Linked DNA regions of Mus musculus: region 1 is linked to region 2. A link is a contact called in ENCODE Hi-C or POLR2A ChIA-PET data. All regions are on one chromosome and are shown on one strand. Each heading gives the region's core, a stretch centred on a gene start or an enhancer-like site at or near the end of the contact. The rest is flanking DNA. Distances are from core to core; before and after follow the strand shown.

Region 1 (4,990 bases), core at 1,590-4,089, 37 kb after region 2:
CAGCCTGGTCTACAAAGTGAGTTCCAGGACAGCCAGGGCTACACAGAGAAACCCTGTCTCGAAGCCCCCCCACTCCAATCTTCCTCTCAGAAACATGAGGTGCTGGGAATTGCAAAACTGGAGCTACACTCCAGGATCTGATTCTCCGAACAGCTTAGTTTCTTTCTGGTGCCCCCTTCTTCCCTTCCCCCATCTTCACCGTCATTGTCATTGTCCTCATCCTCGTCTTTGTCCTTGTCGTCCTCCTCTTCTTCCTCCTCCTCTTTCTCCTCTCCTTCTGTCCTATTCTTCCTGTTCCTTCTGCTTCTTCTATTCCTCCTCCTCCTCCTCCTCCTCTTCCTCCTCCTTCTCTTTGGGGTCTATGTAGCCTGGAACTTATTAGGTAGCCCAGTCAGGCCTCAAACTTACAGAGATCCATCTGCCTCTGCCTCCCAAGGCTATGATTAAAGCTATGGTTAAAGGTATGTGCCACCATATATGGCTTTCACAGAGCAATTCTTCTTTATTGTTTTAATTTATTTTTTATTTTACATATACCTATGTTTTGCCCACATGTATGTCACTGTACTGTACGTGTGCTGAGCCATCTGTGACCAGAAGAGGGCTACCATGGAAGTGCTGGGAGTCTAACTCAGGTCTGCTGTAAGAGCAACAGGTGCCTTTAACCATTTGGCATCTCTCCAGGCCCCAAAACAATTTTAAATGGCTTCCAGTCTACCACTATATCACCCTGAGTGCACCAATTCCATGTAAATGGTTTTCACATACAATGTAGTTTTAAAATCATTCTAGACATTTCTAGAGTATCATATTATCTTAGATGTGATACCATTTGCTTAAAGTGGGATATGGCACCTGACTTCTAACCTAAGACCAAAAAAAAAAAAAAAAAAAAAAAAAACCAAACAACCCCCCCCACTCATTCCTTTCATTACACACAAATATACACATATTGTGCTTATATATATATATATACACACACACAATACATATATATTTATAAACACACACATATAAATATACATATATACAATCTTCATATTCATATATATATACAGATATTGTGTACATGTTTTCCTATATAAACATACATAAAGAGCAAAATGGTAAAATGTATGTGTGTGTCTGTCTGTGTGTGTGTCTGTGTGTGTGTGTGTGTGTCTGTGTAGACTCTGGAGCTGGACAAACCTAGATTTTTTATTTATTTGTTTGTGTTGGGGGATCTCAGCAGCCATAGTGAGTGTGGAGGTCAGAGGACAGCTTCACCTGAGTCTGTTCTCTCTTCCTACTATGTGGCCTGGGGATCAAGCTTAGGTTCTCAGGCTTGGGGACAAGAGTCTATAGATGCCAAGCCATCTCCCCAGCCCTTGATGTGTGTGTGTGTGTGTGTGTGTGTGTGTGTGTGTGTGTGTGTGTGGATGTGTGTGGTGTGTGTTTGTGTGTGGTGTGTATGTGTGGGGATGTGTGTGTGGAGTGTGTGTGTATTTGTGTGTGTGGAGTATGTGTGTATGTGTTTGTGTGGAGTATGTGTGTGTATGTGTTTGTGTGTGGGGGTGTGTATTTGTGTGTGTGTGTGGAGTGTGTTGTGGGGGTGTGTGGTGTGTGTTTGTGTGTGTGGCATATGTGTATGTGTGTGTTTGTGCTTGTGTGTATGTGGAGTATGGGTGTGTGTGGTGTGTGTTTGTATGTGTGGTGTGTGTGTGTGTTTGTGTGTGCTTGTGTGTATGTGGAGTGTGTGTGTGTATGTGTGTGGTGTGTGTTTGTGTGTGTGGTGTATGTGTGTGTGTGGTGTGTTTATGTAAGACAAGGACTCTTGTAACTCTGGCTATCCTTGACCTTGTTGTATAGTAAGGGTAACTTTGAACTCCATATCTTCCTGTTCCCCCTCCTACCTTCTGGGATTCCAGACCTTGCCACGATGCCTAAAAAACCCACAGATCTTTCTTGCTGTGGCTGTGTTCCTTGGCAGCTAGAAAGACATTTAAAATGTAAGTTTAACCATCAGTAAACTGAGGGCACCACAGATTCCATTAGATAGACTATAAGGACAAAAGAGAAGATCTGTGCTGAGTATTTGGCATCTGCCCTACATCCAGCAAGCTGTGACCATGCCCAGCATGGTGAATGGTGAGCACTCTGAAGACAAGATTGGCATGATCTTGGCATCTGTGTGGATTACACCATGGGAGGCTGCCTTACCATGCTTCACTGGGGTGGCTTGTCTGTGAGGTCTGCCAAGTCTCTGAGAACTGGGTCTAAGCCAAGAGACATGTCATAGTCTTTTGAGGGATTTTCTTTTAACCTGTTTAGTTATTTATTATTTATGTATGTGTGTACTTTCAGAGGCCAGAAAAGGGCATCAGATCCCTACCCTACCCCACCCTGCCCAGCTAGAGTTACTGGCAGTTGTGAGTCACCCAACCTAACATGGGTACTTGGTACTGAACCCTTGACCTCTGGAGGAAGAGTATGTACTCTTAACTGTTGAGCCATCTCTCCAGCTCTTTAGACACAATTTATTATTTGACTTTGAGTTTCTGTGTAGGCTTATTAGTCTTGAAAAACTATGTTTCAACAGACCACACATGACCAGTCCTGATCTTTGACGCAGGGCCAAAAATGTCTCAGAAGCCTGGCAAGTGGGGCACACAGAGCATACTGAAAGCCAGCAAGGCCCCCTGTACTGCATGTGTTCTGTGTAAATGAAGACACTCAGAAGACCAGTTGGTTTTGACCTCTGGATCCAATGGATAGAACCACTGGACAGGCAATGTCGGCTGTGGGTACACCATGCGTTGTGGTTCTGTGTACTGGGGCTGCAGGGCTGGCCTGTGGTTAGATGAGAATCCAGACTGCTGGAATCTAGAAATGTCAGCTGGCTAGGCAGCTGTCTGTCCAGGAGCAAGGTCAGACATACAGGATGAGTCAGGATGGGTTTGGACGACACTAGTGTAGGATGTTCAGAGGCTAGTCCAGGCTGCCTGTCACAGGGATAGGTCAGGACTGAGAACAAGGCTAGCCAGAGCTGTGTCCAAGAACCAGAGTGGAAACTAGAGAGAGAGAGAGAGAGAGAGAGAGAGAAAGCCAAAGGCCACAGCAGGGCGGGGCAGAGAGGGACGGGGGAAGAGGAATGTTTTCTTTGCTTGCTAACTGGTCAGGAAGTCTGTATCAAGAAAAGGGAGACGAGGGCGCAGAAGACGGGTTTCCTTTCTGTAGGACAGAACCTGGCGAGCAGAGGGCAGTCTGACCCAGGGTAACTTGCAGTTTCTGTGGGGAGGAGTTCAGGGTAAGAGGGGGTCACCTGTGCTACTTCCCCAGGGTCCTGTCACATGGACATTTCTCCCTCTCATCCTCATATAGACTCAACTGTGCCGCAGAAATAAATGAACCCCGAAGCTCAGTGGTTAGCACAAGGATCCTCTAGTTGCTGCTCCGGGGCCTGTGTGCTCTGAGTTGACGATAGCCAAGAGTCTTTGTTCTGAGGCCCCAAGCTGCCTCTCTCTTATGTTCTGTTGTGACCTCTGCTATAGTGCAGAAGAAAAGACTGGGAAAGTTCCCTTACTTCACTCTAACCCCACACTGTATTTCTTTTTTTTTTTAATTTAGTTTAATTTTTTATTTTTTGAACATTAGTGTTTTATCTGCACATATGTCTATGTGGAGGTGTTAGGTCCCCTGGAACTAGAGTTACAGACAGTTGTAAACTGCCACATGGGTGCTAGAAATTGAACCCTGGTCTCCTGGAAGAGCAGTCAATGCTCTTAACCCCCGGATCCCTCTCTCCAGCTCCCAACACTGTATTTCTTATCTAGACTTTTTGGGCAAGTTCCTTAACAGTCTCCACATTTCCACCCTTGTCTTCCCCAGGTCTAAGGCAGCCAGCTCCAGGCATGACCATCATTGCCGCAGATCTGGTGATGTGCCCTTCTGCTGCCCTCTCCACTTATGGTCTAGCATAGCTCTGCCCTTCAGAGAACAAGCCATGGAGACTTAGTAAGATTTTCTCGGCCTTCTGAGTCTCATTTTGCCAGTTGCCCTACCTCTCCCAGTTGCTTACATCTCATATCCCCTTATCCTAGGCCCACGTCATCCTCTTTCTCTAGTCTATAACATTCCATGGCCTCTCTTAGTTCTAGAGCATCCCAGATTCCCTTTGTTCCTGTGACCTAGACCGCTCAGTACCCTCCCTGTTTGGCTACCTTTAACTTAACTTGCCATTTCTAAGCTTGCATGCCACTTTCCCAGAAAGCCTCTCTTGCATAAATTTGCAAGGAAAATCATAGGCTTCAGTAGACTGTAATCTTCAAGAGAGGGATTTCCATCTTGCTCCCTGAATGACCCACACACTTAGAACTGTCCTTAACACATAACAGTTAACACATAACTTCCTTGTATGAGTGAATGAATGAATGAATGAATGAACAAATTGTATGTAAAAATTCTTTAGCTCCAAAAACCAACACTAACCAACAAAGGTAGAAAAGAGAATCATTTAGAAGAATCCTAGGGTTTTTCACAGAGTCACCATGACGTGTGCAAAGCCGGTCTGACCAAGCCATGAAGGGTCGGCATCAGGCAGGAGAAACCACAGACGTGGTTACATCACAGGGATACCCTGGCAAGGGCACCACCCTGGCTTTGCTATCAGACACCGCTGCCCTGGCACTGCAGCTGCTGGGCATTAGCTACAGCTCCATGGCCCTTCTTGTGTTTCAGCTCTCATTAACCCTGTGACTTGACATTACCCTGGGAGAGTAGCAGCCTCAGACAGGAATATCTGATGGGTGAGATGAGTTCAGGCATCCATCTGTGGCTAGAGAGCTGCTGAAAGTGAGTCCTCGCACTTATCAATGGACCGGGCAGGCCTCCACCTGTTTTAGAACAGCCATTTAAGACTGAATGACCTCACAAACTTGAACTATGGGGACTGCTTAGAATAAAGATTTCCATCAACTCAGACGGGCATAAAAATTAGGAAATGTTGAGTCCA
Region 2 (4,978 bases), core at 1,604-4,103:
AGCAACCACCCTTGGTCTATGTGGGTGTCAAAGCCAGCTCTTCACACAGCTTAGGCATGCAATCTGAACGAGCCACATCCCTGGCCCCTGTCATTTAAAGGTCTTCTTTCTACATTAGCCAAAGACTAGATTTAAAAGTGCTCCTTTTACGTTTTAAAAGCCAAGTGGCCTCTGTTTTCTTTGTCTCTGGGCTTTCTACTGGAAAGGTAAGTTTTATTTTTCTGGAGCTTACAGCTATCTTAGAGCTGGTATTAATATTGCTAGTATTTGCCAATAAATAATTAATTATACTGCAAGTGACTAAATTTGGAGCATAGGAATGACTCTCTAGAGGGAGTCCTAAAAAGAATGCTGTACTCAGAGGTTCTGGGGGCAGGGAGGCAAGTGAAGAGATTGTCTAAAGGCAACCGAGCAGCATCCATGGCTGATAGAGGTGGCTTTTATCCATCAAGCCAGCAAGACAGTCTATCCAGGGACCTCTGGGTCACTAAGGCCATCTAGGAGCCCCTGTGGGGAAGAGCTACACACACACACACACACACACACACACACACACACACACACAGAGTCAACCAGCCCAATGTCATCCCATAGCCCAGAGGGAACTCTGCTGCTGCACTTCAGTCTCAACCCCTTAGAGATGGCCTTAGGGGCTCTGTTGGAACTCCTGTGCCTCAGGAGGAGGAGCCACTTCCTTCCTATAACAAGAACGGGTGCAGGTGGGTGCCCAGAGCTTGGCTGGCACTGCTCACAGTGAGACTACAGATTTCTCTTCCTGTTTGACAGTCTTTAACTCTGCAAACCCCACATGCCAGCCTTGATCTAGAGATTTTACTATTTCTTCCTGAGCTGCTGGAACCCAAAGGGTGAGGCAGGCAGGCTGTCTCCTGAGGTCTACAATAAGTCAGTTAAGGGTTGTTTTTTTTGTTTGTTTTTTGTTTTTTGTTTTTTGTTTTTTTTTTTTTTTAAAGTTCCGAATTCTTTATTGTGTGTCTGGGAACTAGAAAGGTGATGTAGAGATAGCTGCCTGGTGCCTGGTACATGGGCACAACACTTCCCCAGGCCAGGTCAGGGTTAGCATGGTTTCTTGCCTCTAAGGTATACATCTCTGAGCTGGAATTTGTGCGAGCTTATGGGGGAATGAACTGCTCCCCCTCCTCCCAGCACCAGCTGGAGCCTGGACTACTAGGCTACTCTACCCAGGCACTGCCTTCCTTTACCATCTGGTCTCTACTTGACTGCTAAGCCTTCCTGCACTCCAGAATCAAACGTTTTGCAGGGAGGAGGTGGCAGGGTGAGGACAAGATAAGGGAAGGAAATGGTAGATGAGGTGGCTCTGGCCCTATTCTGTAAGCATGCTCCAGAAATTCTCTGTCCCTTCTATGGTGGAGACTGCCAGGCAGGGTAGTTAAGCAATAGGTCCAAATGTGGCTGGGATGCTCCTTCAATGGCTGGCATGTCGCTTGTCTTGACGTGGTGACCTTCTGGAAGTAGCCATGGTCTGTAGGCCACAGAGCGGGAAGGACAACTTAACAATGGGGTTGAAGATAAAAGCATGAAACAGTGATAGTATGATGCTGAAGACGATAGAGTTTAGCTGGATAACCTGATCTTTTCCTGCGGAGCATTTTCCACGAACCAATCAACACTCTTTTCCTTAGACTATTCCTGGCTATATCTATTCTCATTCATTCTCTCTCTCTCTCTCTCTCTCTCTCTCTCTCTCTCTCTCTCTCTCTCTCTCTCTCTCTCTCTCGATCTGAAACTAGGAAGACAAACTATGGTGTAATAAAGAATGAACTAACCCCACATGGCAGCTACGGAGGGCTCTAGATACAATCCAAGCCACGTGCACCGCTCACTTTTCTTGGATCCCTTCTGCTCTTTGGAGTGAGTCTGCCTCTTTAACTTGCGGGAATGGTGCTTTGAGAGGTTTCTGTGGCTCTCTGGCGTGCACACAGACGCGCAGTGCGTGCGTGTGTGTGCTCCGCACGCAGAGAGGGAAAAAGCGCGCGGTCCGGGCTCTGCGTCACTCCCCGCACCTGGCCAGAGATGGGTTTAGTAGAGGCTAATCCGCGGAGGGCACTTCATCCCGGGTGTTTCTCTGAGTCCCCGATTTTGCTGCCTGGAGTGCCAGCGTCCCATCCTGCTTCGGTTCCTGGTTCCCCCCACCAGCCCCCATCCTGCCATTCGACCCCAATGCAAGAAGGATGAGGCGGGGGAAGGGCTGGTGGCTGGGTGGCCTGCGGGTACGCTGCGCAGTGATCTCCGGGTCCGTTTCGGAGGGTGCGTGCAGAGAAGCAGGATCCCTCAGGGAGCGCGGGCTCCGCTGCCACCTGCTGAGAACCTCGCACGCCAAAACAGCCTCGGGCAGGGCTACCTGCTATAAATAAGCGGTCAAGAGCCCGGTGTGTGACCACACATCCCGCCGGGAGGGCCATAATCACTTGTGAGCACGCAGGGAATATTCCGGGCCAGGACTTCGCGCTGAGGCTGGATGGGGTGGCGATGCTTGCACCTTCCCCGAGCTCTCGTGGGGTGGCGCCTGGTGGCCCCTGGGCGGGCTGAGGATGGACCGCTGGGGAGCGAGGGGAGGGAGGCCGCGGAGGACCCGCACTGCAGCAGCTGTTGCTCGCCTGTGACTCGCCAGTCTGGGCCGAGTCGCCTAGCCAGAGTCGCTTGGTGCGGAGGGGAAGGGAGGGCATCTACTCCTGTTCTTGGCTCCCGGGGGACTCACTAGGGAGATTCCGGCTGCTGTCCCCCTCCCCCGCCTCTGCTTTCCCCAGCGCTCGCCCAGCCCGGGAGGAGGAAACGCGAGCGAGCCGCGCGCAGACACCTCCTCCTCCTCCTCAGCTGCTGTCGCCGCCGCCGGCCACACCGCGGTGCCTGTTGCTGCAAGCCACCTCGGACCGACCGTCTCTTCAACCCGCAAGAGAAGCAGAGACTGTGGAGTGGACCCCCACCCCAGCAGCGTGGGGCGGCAAGAGCACAGCCAGCTGAGGACCATGGACGCCCCGCCCGCCCAGGCCATCTTCTGGGTGCCCGGGAGCACCTGCGCGCCCTAGCTCAGCCCGGAGTTCTGAGCGTGCCACCTCACTGGTAGGTTCCACCTTGGGTCCTTAGGGTGCGGGGCAACCCTCCACTTCCAGCATGCCCCTGAGCTCCCTTGCTGCAGAGAAGGCGCGGTCCCGCCACCCAAGGGCGTTGCTGCCGGGTCTCTTGGGGTGCTCTGGTGGGGGAGGGGGAAGAGGCGGGATTTCAGAGCTACCTTGTTGTCCTCTGCTTGGGGGTGGGGGGGGGGGGGAGAAACCTTGATGCTTTCTGCGCTGCGACGAAGGTGCTCAGGTCCCCTGCTCCTCCTCCTTGCATATCCCGCCCCACTCCCTCCCGCCAAATATCACCGGGGCACAAGTGTTTGTAAGGCATCCAGCTCGGACGAGGCCGGTCAGAGTGACCCCAGGCCGCCTTTTGAAAGTTCAGGGTACTTTGCAGCGGTAACTTTGGCAGCTTCTCGGTGCACGCAACATTTCTTTCTATGGGCACATCCTGTGCTGGTCATTTTGAAACCCGGCTTGATTGTTTCCTAGCAGCTTCCGGGTTGCTACGTGAGTAAGAGGCTCACTCTAACTTCACAGGTTGCTGTTCTCTTCTTTTCTAAAAGATGTGTCGTTCTGTTTGAACCCCACCTAGGTGTGGCGTTCCTGGTTGTGATTTTATTTTAAATGCCTTGTTCTCCGGAAGTTGCTTAAAAAGGAAAAGAAATTGAAAGTGATGAGTGTTTCTCTCAGCAAACATCTTCAGCGCCCTGGTACTGATGATGGCAGGCATTCACCTCCTACGTACAACCCTCCTTCGTCCTCTTAGTGGCTGCAAGCCGTTCTTCTATTTAGAGCCAGGTGTTAGAAGGGAATTTTTGAATGACCTAATTTAAATGGGTCACACCCAGGAAGCTCAGCTGTCTCTACAAGTCTAAACTTCTAAACTTTTTGCGTTGCACCTCCATGGGCAAAGATCCCTTTTAAGACCCCCTCGATGTGAAGTGGGATTCCCATGAGTTGGAGAATGGCCACACTTAGGCTTTATTGTTTGTGGAGCCTGCTCAAGGTGGGAGGGGTGGGATGGGAGAAGGAGAGGGCAGCTGTACCCAAAGGTAGGAATGTATCACTTTTCAGGGTCTCACTACCTTGCCTGAGAGCTCGCTGAGGCTAGCGAGTTCTTTTCTCTTTTCTCAGCATTCACGGTGCCCCCCTTCTGCAGAGTCAGTTCCTCCCTGGGAACCCTGAGGACTTTCTTAAGGAACCAGGAAGAGGCATGAAAAGTACATAAACGGGTGGGTGCTTTGCAAAACTCTTAGCAATGGGAAGCTGAGCCTCTGATGTGCCTGTCTTTAATGTTCGTTCCTATCAAGTTAAAGGGACCAACTCTCTTAAGTTTATCTGTAAGAAACCATTGATGTGCCGTGAGCTCTACTGTGTGGTAGATGCTGCAGTGAGTTAGCTGGTACCCCATAAAAGGCTGCATGTATGAACTAATGACCAAGGGACCAAATGTGGTGCAATGGACAGTCTGAAACCAGCAGAGGACCATTAAAAGGGATGCTTTTGGGGGGGGGTGTGGATTTGTTCAGTCATTTACAAACCCATAGAAAAGGGGAAAAGCTTTGGTGTAGTTATGACTTATTAATACCAAAGGAGAGCTTTGCAGTGGGCCTCCCTGACACAACCTACCCTTATCTGTCCCAGGAGAGCTCGAGGGTTCCCTGATAACCCTTCTAATGTATAAGAGCCTTCTAACATACAAGTCCCAGTACCCGAGGAAACCTGGAGGCGATGGATGGGTGTCTGGAGGAACACTGACTGCCCCCCTAGCCCTTCACTACCTAGCCTTTGTTAATCTCTGATCCTTCATTCCTGGAAGACCTGGACTAAGAAGGCCCCAGCCGAGGTGCAGAGCCAGGTGTTGGTGGGAGCTACTTTGT

What was found. Hi-C counts contacts between places; a loop is a spot of excess contacts on that map. ChIA-PET counts read pairs that join two places held with the same protein, here RNA polymerase II (POLR2A).
Region 1: a loop to region 2 is called in a map of heart, with 2.2 times the contacts of the local background. The contact joins the enhancer-like site here to the promoter of Tbc1d1 in region 2. A Hi-C loop is called at or near these places in 5 of 37 maps with a recorded cell type or tissue (gastrocnemius and heart). POLR2A ChIA-PET finds 5 or more read pairs at or near these places in 1 of 5 experiments (Patski).

Annotation. Positions count from the first base shown.
Region 1 is chr5:64,194,157-64,199,146 of GRCm38, forward strand. All of the region lies in intron 2 of Tbc1d1 (TBC1 domain family, member 1), which reads left to right. Among named protein-coding and RNA genes, the nearest start is that of Tbc1d1, 36 kb to the left of the region's middle. Within about 2 kb of position 2,840, at least 1 of the 3 ENCODE cell types and tissues checked has a DNase peak (open chromatin) inside an H3K27ac peak, as active enhancers do; it is heart, where a contact is called at or near this core.
Region 2 is chr5:64,157,407-64,162,384 of GRCm38, forward strand. It overlaps Tbc1d1 (TBC1 domain family, member 1), which reads left to right and starts at 2,854. Exons shown (of 22, transcript NM_001310611.1): 1 at 2,854-3,099.